Regions from separate parts of the Homo sapiens genome. Here region 2 is linked to region 1. A link is an interaction called in ENCODE POLR2A ChIA-PET data of the cell type or tissue named here. Cell type or tissue: Caco-2. All regions are shown on one strand. Region 1 holds the start of LOC105370791 (a long non-coding RNA gene). Region 2 holds the start of MIR626 (microRNA 626).

The links. ChIA-PET counts read pairs that join two places held together with the same protein. Peaks named below come from ENCODE experiments on the same cell type or tissue, not always from the same donor. Only the 100,000 strongest peaks of a DNase experiment are listed, where the experiment ranks them.
Region 2: POLR2A ChIA-PET joins it to region 1 with 11 read pairs; 8 of 35 experiments call an interaction of 5 or more read pairs at or near these places.

The regions. Positions count from the first base shown.
Region 1 is chr15:41,618,710-41,626,709 of GRCh38, forward strand. LOC105370791 (a long non-coding RNA gene) reads right to left here and starts at 2,746. Exons shown (of 4, transcript NR_188233.1): 1 at 2,358-2,746. It also overlaps a transcript of MGA not described here. RefSeq lists a silencer at 2,727-2,786. In Caco-2, no CTCF peak of the experiment used is centred here; DNase peaks (open chromatin) are centred at 2,492, 2,782 and 3,342; H3K4me3 peaks cover 2,826 bases.
Region 2 is chr15:41,687,031-41,695,030 of GRCh38, forward strand. All of the region lies in intron 2 of MGA (MAX dimerization protein MGA), which reads left to right. MIR626 (microRNA 626) reads left to right here and starts at 4,555; the gene lies at 4,555-4,648. In Caco-2, no CTCF peak of the experiment used is centred here; no DNase peak of the experiment used is centred here.

The sequences.
Region 1 (8,000 bases):
AAAATGAAATGAAGGTGGGAGACAATGTAAATATATATACCAACAGATGGGCAGTAGTCACCAAGGATTCCAAAAAAGATCTGTGGTACACGAATCTGTTAGTGTTCCTCTAGCACTGTCTAGGGGAGAAACAGAATAGTGGAGAAAAAAGATTCAACAATGTGCTGTATTGCACAGAGTACAGGGTGCTAGTTTGAATGCAACCTTACCACTAACGAGCACTCACATTCATAGAGTTCATCATATTTATCAGGGATTATGACAGGTGTTCTAAATATTTTGATCTGAGAATCATTATGACAATCCAAAGACAATCCAGGCCGGGCGTGGTAGCTCATGCCTGTAATCCCAACTACTTGGGAAGCTGACAAAGGAGAATCCCTTGAACCCGGGAGTCGGAGGTTGCAGTGAGCTGTGACTGCGCCATTGCACTCCAGCCTGGGCAACCAGAGTGAAACTCCATCTCAAAACACACACACACACACACACACACACACACACACACACACAAGCCAGGTACAGTGGCTCACGCTTGTAATCCCAGCACTTTGGGAGGCCGAGGCGGGCGGATCATGAGGTCAGGAGTTCGAGACCAGCCTGGCCAACATGGTGAAACCCTGTCTCTACTAAAAATAAAAATTAGCCAGGCGACGTGGTGTGCGCCTGTAATCCCAGCTACTCTGGAGGCTGAGGCAGGAGAATTGTTTGAACCCAGGAGGCGGAGGTTGCAGTGAGACGAGATTGCACCATTGCACTCCAGCCTGGGCAAGAGAGTGAGACTCTGTCTAAAAAGCAAACAAACAAACAAAAAAACAAAAAAACAAAAAAACAAAGACAATCCAAACTGGCCTCAATTTGCAGTCAAAGGAACTGAAAATCAAAAAGTTCAAAAACGGGCAGGCGTGGTGGCTCACGCCAGTAATCCCAGCATTTTGGGAAGCCTAGGCAGGCAGATCACCTGAGGTCGGAAGTTCGAGACCATCCTGGCCAATATGGTGAATGAAACCCCATCTCTACTAAAAATACAAAAATTGCCAGGCATGGTAGCAGGCGCCTATAATCCCAGCTACTCAGGAGGATGAGACACCAGAATCGCCTGAACCCGGGAGATGGAGGTTGCAGTGAGCTGAGATCACGCCTTTGTAATCTAGCCTGGGCAACAGAGACTCGGTCTCAAAAAAAAAAAAAAAAAAAAAAAGTTCAAAAACCTGTTCACCACAATCAGAGTGCAGGAAGAAAAAGAGCTGCAAGTTGACATGGATCTGTCTGACTTCAAACCTTGGGTTCTTTCCACTATAGCCAATAGGTCCCAAACCCAGTTGTGCATAACAATTACCTGAAGAACGTGTTAAGATATATTTTTCCAGATTCCCACTCAAGACTGACTCAGAAAATGATACTACTAGTATAGCACTTTTCTCTGAGTTGTTGTAAGGATTATATATAATGAAGAATATTGGAATGTTTTATAAACTTCAAGTGTAACATCATATGCTTACAATTTAATGCTTTTTATTACGTATGATCATCTAATACCCTTTCTTTTGGTTTTCTAGTCAGGGAATAATTTTCTGATAATTAGGCTTATGGAGTACCTTGAAATTAGAAAAGGGTGCCCCAAACTATATTTTGGCTTGATAACCACATTATAAATGAATACATTTAATTTTTAATCTATAAATAAGAGCTCTTGAGCTTGACCATCGCTAGTCAAGTTCTTCAAGCTTAATCATCTCTTTAAGAATTGATGAAATCGTTCTAAAATCCGGCAAAGCTGAAGAATGGAGTTCAAAGCAGAAAAGGTGTGAATTGTTTTAAGTGGGGATTTCATTAGGTTTTGGCCTGAAGGGCAGTTTGTGAATATGTTACAAAGTTAATTGGTTCTGATGCATGACCACTTTTTCTGAGTTAGGAGACGGTGTTTTTTTTTTTTTCTCGTTTCCAATATACCATATTTCGTACGAGGTGGAACCAGCAACTGTGATAGACATGTCCCCGCCTCCTTTAAAACGCCTCTTGCTCTTACCACCCCTACTTTCCCCAACAGTAGCAATAAGTTTAGCAAGAAAGGTCTCATCTTCTATCCCAAGGGAAATTCTAAGTGCCATTTCCACCCTCAAGTGGGGCTCCTGGTAAGTTGCATTTAAATTAGCATTCTTTTTCACTGGCCAGGAAAGGGCTGCAGTTCATTTGCAGGCAAATACCCTTGCTGTTTTTTTTTTTTTTCCTGAATCTTTACAAAGTCACTCAGCAGGCACACACTAAACGCTTGCTCCGTGGAGAAAGGTTAAACGGTTTCCCCAAGACCACACAGATCAAACAAGTGGGAGAGGAGGGGCTGAAAGTGCCTGGTATACCTCGCCACACTCCCATAATTACCCAAACCGTCTCATTCCAAGCCCAAGGACCGGGCTTTCAAGGGGACACGAAAGGAACGCCCGGGAGGTGAGCGCCAGGAGATCGGGAGAGGTGCCTTTCCCGGCATGCTCTGCAGCACACCGAGGGGCGCCAGGCGTATCCCGGCGTGCATCGGGGAGCGCCCAAGGGCGATGGTTCCCGGCTCCTGGAGAGGCGTGCGAAGTTAAGCCGGTAGGTGCGAGCTTCCTTAGCTTTGAGCCTCTGGTTTCTCGTTTCCTCTTTATGGGTTTAAATCCATAACGGCAGAAAAGGATGGCCCTCTAACTACCCTCCCTCTCCGCGTGCGAACGACTCGGCGCCGCTTCGAGCTCGGTGCCAGGTGATTAGCGGGTAGGGGCGGGCTTGCGACCAGCACGTGACCCGAACTGGCAGCCAATGACTAGCCGGGTGGTCCAGCAGCGCGAGGATTCCGGGACCCGCGAGCGGAGCGGCGCGTGGGTCGGTTGCGGTCGGCCCCGGCAGGTATGCGCAGGCGCCTTGCTTGCCACGCGCTACGCCCGTCCCCACGCGCCTGGTGGCGTGTTCTTGGCGCGAAGTGTTAAGAGTCTGGGTGTTTTTGTGCGTTGGGGGGAAGGAGAGGGTGGCGGGGGCGGGGGGGCGCTGAGGCGTCACGTGGACGCCACAGCCAATCTCAGGCCGAGGCGCACCCACAGCTTTCCCCGGCGCCCCGGGGTGCGACGTGTTCACTGAGGTTCGACCGGGCCCTGACGGCCTGAGCGGTCTTTCGAAGCGCGTGTGCGGCCTGTAAATTCTGGCCGCGGCTTTTCGTGGCGTCCTGCTCCGCGGTGAGCACAGACGACAAGTTCTCAGCAAAATGGCTGCTGGAAAGAGTCGCCAAGCAGGGGGAGTGCTGGGGCCGCGTGAAGGTCACATGACGAGGTTGGCAGCGCGTGCTGCTGGCGCGGGGTAGGGGGAGGGTGGGGGGCGTGGCGGGTCACGTGCCTTCGACTGCGCCGGCCTGTGGTTTTCCAGCGTCTTTGCTGCGGTCGGATTGCCTGTTTTTACTCCTCCCACATCGAAGCGTGGCAAGCGTCGGTGAGAAGCTGTGTGGTGTACTGGGATGAGCCGAGATCTGGGAATTCGGAGGCCTGGGGTCCAGGCCTTTGGCTAGTTTCATCTTGCCACCCTCGGCTTCCATTTCTCATTCAGCTCGGTAGAGGAGATCACCTTTTAAGGTCCCTCATACGGCCTCTGACTTCCTCACCTCAATTTCATGCAGATAAAATAATTTAACAAATTCTTAAAAATTATAATGAGACAACCGCCACCCCGCCAAAAAAAACCCCACAGCCACTCCCCTCTCAATCATTACAATGATGTGGGAAACCTGGTGGAGGTAATTTGTTATAATATTCTGGGCATGTCTGTCTATCTTTATCATTCCCATTTATACTTTATAGGGGCCCACGACCTCATTCGAAAAATATTGTCTTTTAGACATCTAATCCCTATGTATTTTCTGGGAGGAAATCAAAAGGTAACTACTATTGTCATAACTGCGGAGATGGGGAAATAGTATTTAAAAGGGAAATGCTGATCCCCCATAACGCTGCCTAGAAGGGCCTAGAAGTCTTCGTTTCCACTTGGTGGGCTATCTTTGTAAAATTTTAGAGACCTGGTACCCACCAGCCTTTGGTATTTTTCTTGGTCTCTCCTCCCAGTTCTAGCTCGTCATTTCACCAAAGAAGGGTCAAGCCATTGGTGAAGAAAAGTATAAATTGTATGTTTTCCATACCACTGCTTATGTTTTATTATACCTTTTGATTTATCTTAAAAAGAGTCTTCGAATTTTGTGCGAACACATCTGGAAAACATTTATTGAGCAATCATAATAGCTGTCACTTTTGAGTAATTATAATAGTTATCTTTCTGGCTTGGTGTTCTAAATACTTTCTACTGTATTTAATTCATTTAGTTCTCATAACAAACCTACGAGGTAAGTACTGTTATCTCCGTTTTACCACTGAGGAAAATAGCAACAGAGAGATATGGCTGGCAGTTTTACATGATTCCAACCAGATTTCCTTTTGAAAATTTGCCAAATGGTTTTAAAATTCATTTGAAAAAGTAAACCTAGAAATTAAGAAACTTCTTGGAAGAGAAGAATGAGGAAAGGACTTGTACTAGAGAATATACAAATAAAGCTATGATAATCAAAATATAAGTAGCAACCCTGGAACACAAGAGTAGTGAAACAGAATAATCTAGAAATATATAAGGTTAGTGTTATAAAGATGGTATTTTATATGAGTAGGGAAGGTGTTCCAAAATTATATTGGAACAATCAACTGTTTGGAGAAAAAATGGGATTTCTACCTTAAAATTTAAATAAAATTGCCGGGTGTGGTGGCTCACGCCTGTAATCCCAGCACTTTGGGAGGCGGAGGCGGGTGGATCACCTGAGGTCGGGAGTTCGAGACTAGCCTGACCAACATGGAAAAACCCCGTCTCGACTAAAAATACAAAATTAGCCGGGTGTGGCGATGCATGCCTGTAATCATAGCCACTTGGGATGCTTGAACCGGGGAGGCGGAGGTTGCGGTGAGTGGAGATCGCGCCATTGCACTCCAGCCTGGGCAACAAGAGCGAAACTCCGTCTCCAAAAAAAAAAAAAGAATCTAGGTGAATTATTTATATATATATATATATTTTTTTTTTTTTTTTGAGAGGGAGTTTCGGGCTTGTCCCCCAGGCTGGAGTGCAGTGGTGCTCACCACAACCTCTGCCTTCTGGGTTCAAGCAATTCTCCTGCCTCAGACTCCCGAGTAGCTGGGATTACAGGTGTCTCCCACTACACCTGGCTAATTTTTGTAATTTTAGTTGAGGCGGGGTTTCACCGTGTTGGCCATGCTGGTCTGGAATTCCTGACCTCAGGTGATCCTCCAGCCTTGGCCTTCTGAAGTGCTAGGATTATAGGCGTGAGCCACCGAGCCCAGCAAATTAAATTTTTTTTTTTTTTGAGGGTCTCACTCTGTGGCCCAGGCTGGAGTGCAGTGGCATGATCTCGGCTTACTGCAACCTCTGCTTCTTGGATTCAAGCAGTTCTCCTGCCTCAGCCTCCCAAGTAGCTGGGATTATAGGTGCAGGCCACCACACCCAGGTAATTTTTGTATTTTTTTTTTTTTAATTTTATTTTTTGAGATGGAGTCCTGCTCTGTCGCCCAGGCTGGAGTACAGTGGTGCGATCTCAGCTCACTGCAACTTCCGCATCCCAGTTTCAAGTGATTCTTCTGCCTCAGCCTCTCAAGTAGCTGGGACTACAGGCAGACTATGCCGCCGCCACCACGCCTAGCTAATTTTTGTATTTTTAGTAGAGATAGGGTCCAGGTAGCTGGGACTACAGGCAGAGTATGCCTGCCACCACACCTAGCTAATTTTTGTATTTTTAGTAGAGACGGGGTTTCACTATATTGGCCAGGCTGGTCTCGAGCTGCTGACCTCATGATCTGCCCGCCTTGGCCTCCCAAAGTGCTCGGTGGGTGGCGTGAGCCACCGCACCTGGCTGATAATTTTTGTATTTTTAGTAGAGACGGGGTTTCACCATGTTGGCCAGGCTGGTCTGGAACTCCTCACTTCAGGTTTTCTTCCCATCTCGGCCTCCTAAAGTGCTGGGATTACAGGAGTGAGCCACTGCTCCTGGCCCAAATTAAATATTAAAATATAAAACGTGAAATCAGAAAATTACTACTTTAAAAAACTGGGAAAACAGTTTTCCAGTCTTGAAATAGAATGAGGCCAGGCACGTGGCTCATGTCTATAATCCCAGCACTTTGGGAGGCCCAGGTGGGAGGATTGCTCAAACCCAGGAATTCAAGACCAGCCTGGGTAACAGAGTGAGACCCCATCTGTACAAAAAAATTTCAGAATTAGCTTGGTGTGGTGGCACATCCCTGTTGTCACAGCTACTCAGGAGGCTGAGATGGGAAGATCACTTGACCTCAGGAGTTCGAGGCTGCAATGAGCTGTGACGTGTCACTGCACTCCAGATTGGCCAACAGAGTGAGACCCAGGCTCAACAAAAGAGAAAGGAGCTGTTCTACTAAGCATGACTGTCGAGGCAAATCCATAAAGACAAAGATGACAAAGATTGATACAGTTATTACAAAAAACATCTGTCTAGTTGGCAGAAACATGATAAAGTTAAAAGACAAATTTATTTATTTAGTATTCATTTGTATTTATTGAGTGTTTACTATGTGCCAGCCAATTTTTTTAAGTTTAGGAGATCCAGTAATCAGCAAAGCCTGGCAAATTGTGAGAAAAAAAAAATTGAACAAGGCTGATACAGGAGGATTCCTTGAGGCCGGGAGTTTTTTTTTTTTTTGAATCTTTACAAAGTCACTCAGCAGGCACACACTAAACGCTTGCTCCTTGGAGAGTGTTTGAGACCAGCCTGGTCAACACAGCAAAACCTTGTCTCTACGAGAAATACAAAAATCAGCTTGGTGTGGTGGCACATGCCTATAGTCCTAGCTACTCAGGAGGCTGAGGCAGGAGAATCACTTGAACCCAGAAGGTCAAGGCTACAGTGAGCCATGATTGTGCCACTGCACTCCAGCCTGGGCGACAGAGTGTGTGTCCCAAAAAATAAATAAATAAAAATAAAAATAAATAAATACGGTGCCTTTATAGAGGGGGGTACTTTGTACCTGGTAAACATGATATAGATCTCTATTAATGACTTGGAAAGCATGTGATAAGTGAACAAAGCAGATTACAAAATTATGTGATCACATTTTTGTAGAAATATACCTGTATATATCCCTTTATAGTACTTCTCCCTTATCCATGGTTTCAGTTTCAGTTATCTGCTGTCAACTGTGGTCTGAAAATATTTTGAGAGATCACATTTACATAACTTTTATTATAGTATATTGTAATATTTTATTAGTTTTTAATCTCTCACTGTGCCTAATTTATAAATTAAACTTTATTATAGGTAAGTATGTAAGTATAGGAAAAAACACTGTGTATAGGGTTCAATACTTTCCTAGGTTTTAGACATACACTGGGGGATCTTGGAATGTATCCTGTGGGGATAAGAGGAGAATTACTGTATATAGAAGTCTAAAAAGATAAATATCAAACGTAAGCTAATGGTGACATTTTTAAGCAGTAGGATTTTGGATGAATTGGATTAGAAAAAACTATTTTCCTCTTTTTTTTTTTTTTTTGACAAGTGGTCTTTCCATGTTGCACAGGCTGGTCTCAAACTACTGGGCTCAAGGGATCTTCTTGTCTTAGCCTCCCAAGTAGCTGTGACTGCAGCTGCACACTTGACTCTAAAAAAACTTTTTTTTTTAAAATTTTTTTAGACGGAGTTTTACTCTTGTTGCCCAGGCTAGAGTGCAATGGTGCTATCTCACCTCACTGCAATCTCTGCCTCCCGGGTTCAAGTGATTCTCCTGCCTCAGCCTCCTGAGTAGCTAGGATTACAGGCATGCGCCATCACGCCCGGCTAATTTTTGTATTTTTAGTAGAAACGGACTTTCTCCACATTGGTCAGGCTGGTCTTGAACTCCCGACCTCAGGAGATCCACCCGCCTTGGCTTCCCAAAGTGCTGGGATTACAGGCGTGAGCC
Region 2 (8,000 bases), 68 kb after region 1:
GTTTTTTTTTTCATTATGTATTTGATAGAATTTATCAGTGAAGCCACAGAGTTTTCTTGTTGGCAGAATTCAAATCATGACTTCAAGTTCTTTGTTTTTTTCTATTTCATTGATTTTTCTCTCATCATTAACTCCTTTGTTCTACTTGTTTTTGGTTTAATTTGCCTTAGATTAGGGTTTGGTGGACTAAGACCCATGGATCATATGTGCCTACCGTTGGTTTTTACTTGGCTTGTAAGCTAAGAATGATTTTTAACAGTTTTCAGTGATTGGGGAAAAAAAATAGTTATTTGTGATGTGAAAATTAAAGTTCAAATTTCAGTGTCCTGTTTTTTGGAAGACAGTCATGCTTGTCTTTTGTATTTGTATTTTGTATTTGTATTTATTTTATTTTGTTTATGTATTGTCTGTAGCTTGAGTAGTTGCAGTAGAGACTGTATGGAATGCAAAGCCTAAAATTTTTACTGTTTAGCCCTTTACAGAAAAAAATGATCAACTCCTGTCTTAGATAATTGATTTTAGACTTTTTCATTTGTATGTATTTTAAACTATTCGTTTGACTCTTGAGCACTACTTTAGGTACATTCTACACATTTGGTATGTTGATAAGTTTGTTACTGATTTGTAGTTTGATTCCGTTGTTGTCAAAGAACATATGGCTTAAAACCTTTGGAAATTATCAAGGGTTTGCTTTATTGTCTAGGGTGTCATCTGTTTCTGATTGATACTTCATGTATACTTGAAAAGGATGTGTGTATTGTACAGTTGTTGGATATAATATTCTATAAAGGCTTATCAAGTAAGTTTGATTGATAGTGTTATTCAGTTCTTCTGTCCTGATTTTTTTAATGTCAGTTACTGAGAAAGATGGGTTAAAATCTCCCACCGTATTTGTGGATTTGTCTGTTTCTCTTTTTGGTACTATAGATTTTTGCTTCAAATACTTTGAAGCTAATATATGATTAGGTACATATACTTCTAGGGTTGTTTATGTTTTCTTGGTTAATTGAACTCAAAATTTTAATTATGTGCCTCTTTATCTCTGATAAAACTATTTTATTTTGAGATGGAACCTCGCTCTGTCACTGAGGCTGGAGTGCAGTGGTGCGATGTTGGCTCACTGCAACATCTGCCTCCCGGGTTCAAGCGATTCTCCTGCCTCAGCTTCCCAAGTAGCTGTGATTACTGGCACACACTGCCATGCCAACCTAATTTTTTGTATTTTAGTAGAGATGGGGTTTCACTGTGTTGCCCAGGCTGGTCTTGAACTCCTGAGCTCAGGTGATCCACCTGCCTACCAGAGTGCTGAGATTATAGACATGAGCCACCGTGCCCAGCCTAAAACTCCTTATTTTAAAGTCTACTTTGTTTGATGTTATTGAGCCATATTGGTTTCCTTCTAATAAGTTTTTGCATGGTTTATCTTTTTCCCTCCTTGTACTTTAATTCTTCTTCCTTGAATTTACATTGCGACTCTTTTAAATAGCTGATAGTTGGACTTGTTTCTTTATCCACTGTTTTAACCTTTGGCTTTTAATTGGACTGTTTTGTTCATTTACATTTAATGCCATTACTTATGTAGCTGAGTTTTAACCATGTCATCTTGCTATTTCCTGCTTCTCTTATCTGTTTATCTTTCCCTGTTTTTGTGTGGATTGAGCTTTTCAAATTCCATTTATATAAAAATTACCTCTTTGTAATTTTTTTAGTGGTTGCATTTGTCTACTCAGGCTGCCATAACAAAATATCGTAGATTGGCTGGCTTAAGCAACAGAAGTTTTATTTTTTTCACAGTTCTGGAGGCTAGAAAGTCCAAGATCAAAGTTCTGGCAGGGTTTGGTTTCTCATGTCTCATCTTGGCTTGTATACATATATAGCTGCTTTCTTATTATGTCCACACATGGGGGGAGCGGGGGATGTCTCTCTTCCTCTTCTTATAAGCCCACCATCCTGTTGGATTAGAGTCCTACCCTTAAAACCTCTTTTAACCCTAATTTTCTCCTAAAGCCCTGTTTGGGCTTCCACATACAAATTTGGTGGGGGACACAATTCAGTATATAGCAGTGTTATATGGATTACAATGTGCATCCTTAATTTATTGAATATAATTTGAATAATGAACTGCTAATGCACTTATATTTGATGTCCTTCTATGTGATATAAGCCTCTAAACCTTGTTACTTTATTTGCTTTAAACAGTCAGTAGTTGGTGTGTACCCTCTCCCTCTCTCTGTGGCTCGCTCTCATCCTCTCTTGCCTTCCCTTACCCTCTCTCCCTCTTCCTTTCTCTCCCTACCTCTCTCCCTCTCTTCTCCCTCCTCCTTCCTCCCTTCCTTTCTCCCTTTCTCCTTCTCTCCTTTTCTTTCTCTCTCCCTCTCTTTCTCCTCTTTCCCTCTCTCCTTCTCTCCTTAAAAATAAAAAAAGTCAGTAGTCATTTAAATAATATAAGAAAAGTCTTTTATATTTACGTATTTATTTATTTGTTTTCATCTGTTTCTGGATCTGTGTTTATTTTGGTTCATTTTCTTTTTCTTTTTTTTTTTTCTTTTTTTTGAGATAGAGTCTCACTCTGTCACCCAGGCTGGAGTGCAGTGATGTGATCTCAGCTCACTGCAACCTCTGCCTACCAGGTTCAGGTGATTTTCCTGCTTTAGCCTCCTGAGTAGCTGGGACTACAGGTATGCACCACCACACCCGACTAATTTTTGTATTTTTAGTAGAGACAGGGTTTTGCCATGTAGGCCAGGCTGGTCTTGAACTCCTGGCCTCAAGTGATCTGTCCACCTCAGCCTCAGCCACCACACCTGGCCCATATTGTTTCATTTTCTAACAGTCTGAAGAACTTCCTTTAATAGTTATTTTTTAAAAACTTTAAAAATTGAGATATAATTCACATACAATAAAATCTACATAAAATTCACCTACCAACTGAAAGTGTAGAGTTCAATGGTTTTTAATATATTCACAGGATTGCACAACCGTTACTTCAGTGCTGCAGTCAGTTTTAGGACATTACCAGCACCCCAGAAAGAAAACCCATTAAAAGTAACTTCCCATTTTCCCTCAACCACTCCCCAGCTCCACCCAATCCAACACAACCACCTGTCTCTGTCTCTGTAGATTTGCCTATTTTGGATATTTTATATAAATGGAATCATTTAATATGTGGTCTTTTGTGCCTGGCTTGTTTTACTTAGCTTGATGTTTTTAAGGTTCATCCATGTGTAGCATGTATCTGTACTTCGTTTCTTTTTATTGTCAAATAATATTGTGTGGACATTACCACATTTTTTTTATTCATCAGTTGGACAGTAAGGTTTTTAGTTTTTGGCTGTTACGAATAATGTTGCTGTGAACATTTGTATACAAGTCTTTGCGTGAACACAGTTTTTTGGTGTTGAAAAGACCATTCTTTCCTCTCTTGAATTGTCTTGGCACCTTGGCAATTGAATCAGTTGACATAAATGTGGGCATTTATTTCTGGACTCTCAATTCTGTTAGTTGATCTGTATATCTAGTCTTAATGTCAATATCACACTGTTGACTGGGCACGGTGGATCATGCTTAAAATCTCAGCACTTTGGGAGGCCAAGGCAGTAGGATAGCTTGAGCCCAGGAGTTTGAGACCAGCCTGGTCAACATGGTGAAACCCTGTCTCTACTAAAGAGAACCTGTCTCTACAAAAAAATAAAAATAATAGCTGAGTGGTGTGGTGGTATGTGTCTGTAGTCCCAGCTACTCGAGAGGCTAAAGTGGGAGGATCACTTGTTTCCAGGAATTTGAGGTTGCAGTGAGGTATGATTGCACCATTGCACTCTAGCCTAGGTGACACAGTGGGACCTTGTCTCAAAACCAAACCAAACTAATAGACACACTGTCTTAATTACTGTAGCTTTGTACTAAGCTGAAACCTGGAAGTGTGAGTCCTCTGAGAACTTTGTTTCTAATTTTCAAGATTGCTTTGTTTTTTTTTTTTTTTTTTGGTGGCTCCCTTGCATTTTCTTGTGAATTTTAGGGTCAGTTTGTCCCTTTCTGAAAAAAAAAATCACAGATGGAGTTTTGGTAGATACTGCATTGAATTTGTAGATCACTTTAGGGATTATTGCTGTTTTACCAATATGAAATATTTTTTGTCCATAAACGTGGGATATTTTTCTATTTATTTTGGTCTTTAATTTGTTTCAACAGTGTTTTATAGTTTTCCATGTATAAGTCTTAAACTTCTTTTGTTAAATTTATTCCTAAATATTTTATTCTTGTTGATGCTATTGTAAAATGGAATTACTTCCTCATTTCACTTTTGACATTCATTGCTAGTTTGTAGAAAAACAATTTGTGTGTGTGTGTGTCTTGGATCCTGGAATCTTGCTAAACTGATTTATTAGTTCTAATAGTTTTTTAGTGGATTCTTTAGTATTTTCCATATACAAGATCATTTACCTGTGAATAGAGATAGTTTTGCTTTTTCCTCTACAATCTGGATGCCTTTTATTTCTTTTTCTTGCCTAATCATCCTGATAGAATCTCTAGTACAAGTAAGTAGACGTGGCAAGAACTGATATATTTGTCTTATTTGAGAGCTGAGGAGTATTTTTATGCAATCTGAATGATCTCAGCTGTCTGAAAATGTCTTCAATTTTAAAGGCTTCTTTTGGTAGGTATAGAACATTAGTTTTTCTTTCAACACTTCATGATTGGCGGTAAAGTATATTGTCTTCTGACTTACATAGTTTCCATTGAGTCACTAGTCAGTCTGTTGTTCTCTTTGTTGTTCCTCCAGTGTAATGTCTGTTTTTCCCTCTGCTGCTTTCAGTATTTTTCTCTTCATCTTTCATTTTCAGCAGCCTGACCTTGATGTGCCTAGATATGACTTTTTTTTTTTCCTTCTATTCGTCCCCATTGTTGCTTACTGAGCTTCTTGGATCTGTGGGTTAAAATCTTTTGCTTTTGGAAGATTTTTGTTCATTTTCTCTTCAAGTATTTCTTCACTTTGTTTCTCTTGTCTTTTTGGCAGGGCAGTTACTAGTATGTTAGATCATTTTATGTTGTCCCAGAGATCTCTGACACTTTTTTGTTTTGTTTTGTTTTGTTTGTTTCTCTGTCCTTCAGTCTAGGTGATTTCAAGTGGCTTCCTATTTTAGTAAATTTCAGCTCACCTCTCGTTTCAGCTGTGTCAAGGGAGGAGTGGTTGGTCTCCTATCCCTGGCAGGACCTTAGGACCTAAGCATTGGTAGACTACATGTTCTCTTATTTCCAGGCCAGCCTTTCTGCGGCACTGCTGTTTGTTCTGCAGAAGTCCTCTGGAGGGGGTGGTAATTGGACAGCAGTGAGGACTAGTTTCCTATTTGGGGTCCTCGAGATTCTGCCCATGCTCGGGCATTAAAAGTTGGTTTCTCTGTGTTTTTGCAAAGATCCTTTGCCTATAGTTGCTTTTTTCTCTCCTTACTGTATCTTCACACAGTGCAAATGCTGCTTAGGGTTGAAAGCAGTAGCTATCTCCGGTCACCTAGAGAAGGCTGATCTTCTTCTGTAATTCACTTCATTTAGGCTTATTTATGTCTAGAGGTCTTCAGTATCTTGTAAGAAAAATAATTTAGTGTTTTCTCATGGTTATGGCAAAAGTGATGATATTTTGTGATCTTCCACATTCTAACTGGAGGTGGAAATCTTCCATTGGAGGATTTCCTTTTTCTTTTTTTGAGACGGAGTCTCACTCTGTCACCCAGGCTGGAGTGCAGTGGTGCGATCTTGGCTCACTGCAACCTCTGCCTCCTGGTTTCAAGCGATTTTCCAGCCTCAGCCTCCCGAGTAGCTGGGATTACAGGTGTGTGCCACTGCATCCAGCTAATGTTTTGTATTTTTAGTAGAGACGGGGTTTTACCATGTTGAACTCCTGACCTCAGGTAGTCCACCTGCATCAGCCTCCCAAAGTGCTAGGATTATAGGCGTGAGCCACTGCGCCCAGCCAATTTTTTAAAAAATATTTTAGTACAGATGAGGTTTCACCATGTTGCCCCCAGAGTGGTCTCAAACTCCTGAGCTCAGGCAGTCTGCCTGCCTCGGCCTCCCAAAGTGTTAGGATTACAGGCACGAGCCACCACACCCGGCTTCTATTGGAGGATTTTCTTTTTTTTATTATTATTATACTTGAAGTTTTAGGGTACATGTGCACAATGTGCAGGTTAGTTACATATGTATACATGTGCCATGCTGGTGCACTGCACCCACTAACTCGTCATCTAGCATTAGGTATATCTCCCAATGCTATCCCTCCCCCCTCCCCCCACCCCACAACAGTCCCCAAAGTGTGATGTTCCCCTTTCTGTGTCCATGCGTTCTCATTGTTCAATTCCCACCTATGAGTGAGAATATGCGGTGTTTGGTTTTTCGTTCTTGTGATAGTTTACTGAGAATGATGATGGAGGATTTTCAAGTAAGGTTAAAATCTTAAGTAGAAATTGTGCAAGGAACAAGTAACTACACATTCATGTAATGGTTGCTTGTGCCTATTTTAAGTTTTATAAAGTTTTATGAAGACACTGGGTTAGCAAGTAGTGAAAAAAATAGTACTTCATTAATGATGGCTTGGTGTTGAAAATGTATTTTATTGGACTGAGACACTAATGTAATATTTTCTGTGTGATTGGATCCTATGGAGTATACTGCAGGTTATTGTTTAAGATGAGGCTGAAATGGCTGAGGATAAATTATATTGGGCTTAGAAAAGCATCCCAGATATTTATACTTTTTTCTTTAGTTTCAGAAGCCTTTGAAATGCTTTTGGACAGGCAAGTAACGTCAATATAGTTCAATATTTTAGGAAGATAAATTCAGTAATAAAAGTAATGGATGTGAAAGTGTCTCGATTATTGGGGATATTTAATTTTATTGCCTTTTCTTGTGATTTTGCCCCTCAAATCACTGCCTTGCAGTGATTTCTGCAAGAAATCTAAGAAAATATTTCTTAGATTTTAAGAAATATTCTGGGGGGAAAAAACTGTTTAGTGTAACTTTTCTAGTTCTAAGTGGAGGAGGGTCAGTCTGCTCTGAGCTATTTCACACTATTAATGGAAACCTACCTACCTAACTTTTTAAAAAGTGACTGGGCCGGGCGTGGTGGCTCACACCTGTAATCCCAACACTTTGGGAGGCTGAGGTGGGCGGATCACGAGGTTAGGAGTTCGAGACCAGCCTGGCCAACATGGTAAAACCCTATCTCTACTAAAAATACAAAAATTAGCCGGGCGTGTTGGTGCATGCCTATAATCACAGCTGTTCGGGAGGCCAAGGCAGGAGAATTGTTTGAACCTTGGAGGTGGAGGTTGCCACTGTACTCCAGCCTGGGTGACAGAGCAAGACCCCATCTCAGGGAAAAAAAAAGTGACTGATCAGAAGAAAATATTTTAGTTGTGTAAATGCTGTTTTCTTATTTTTGAAATTTTAAATTTTTTGTTTATTTATTTTAGAGGAGGCATCCTGCTCTGTTGCCCAGGCTTTTTTTCTTTTTTTTTTTTGAGACGGAGTCTTGCTCAGTTGCCCAGGCTGGAGTGCAGTGGCACGATCTCGGCTCACTGCAAGCTCCGCCTCCCAGGTTCACACCATTCTCCTGCCTCAGCCTCCCGAGTAGCTGGGACTACAGGCGCCCGCCACCACGCCCAGCTGATTTTTTGTATTTTTAGCACCGTGTTAGCCAGGATGGTCTTGATCTCCTGACCTCGTGATCCACCTGCCTCGGCCTCCCAAAGCACTGGGATTACAGGCGTGAGCCACTGCGCCCGGCTCCAGGGTTTAATTCAGTGGTGCAATTGTAGCTCACTGCAGCCTCGAACTCCTGGGCACAAGCAGTCCTGGCACCTCAGTCTTCTGAATAGCTGGTACTACAGGCGTGTGCCACCATGCCTGGCTATAAATGCTGTTTTCAGTCATAGGCTTTGAACTATTTAAAAAAAAATGCCCACAATCCTTTGTTACATGTTATTTGTTAGTGAATATATATAGTG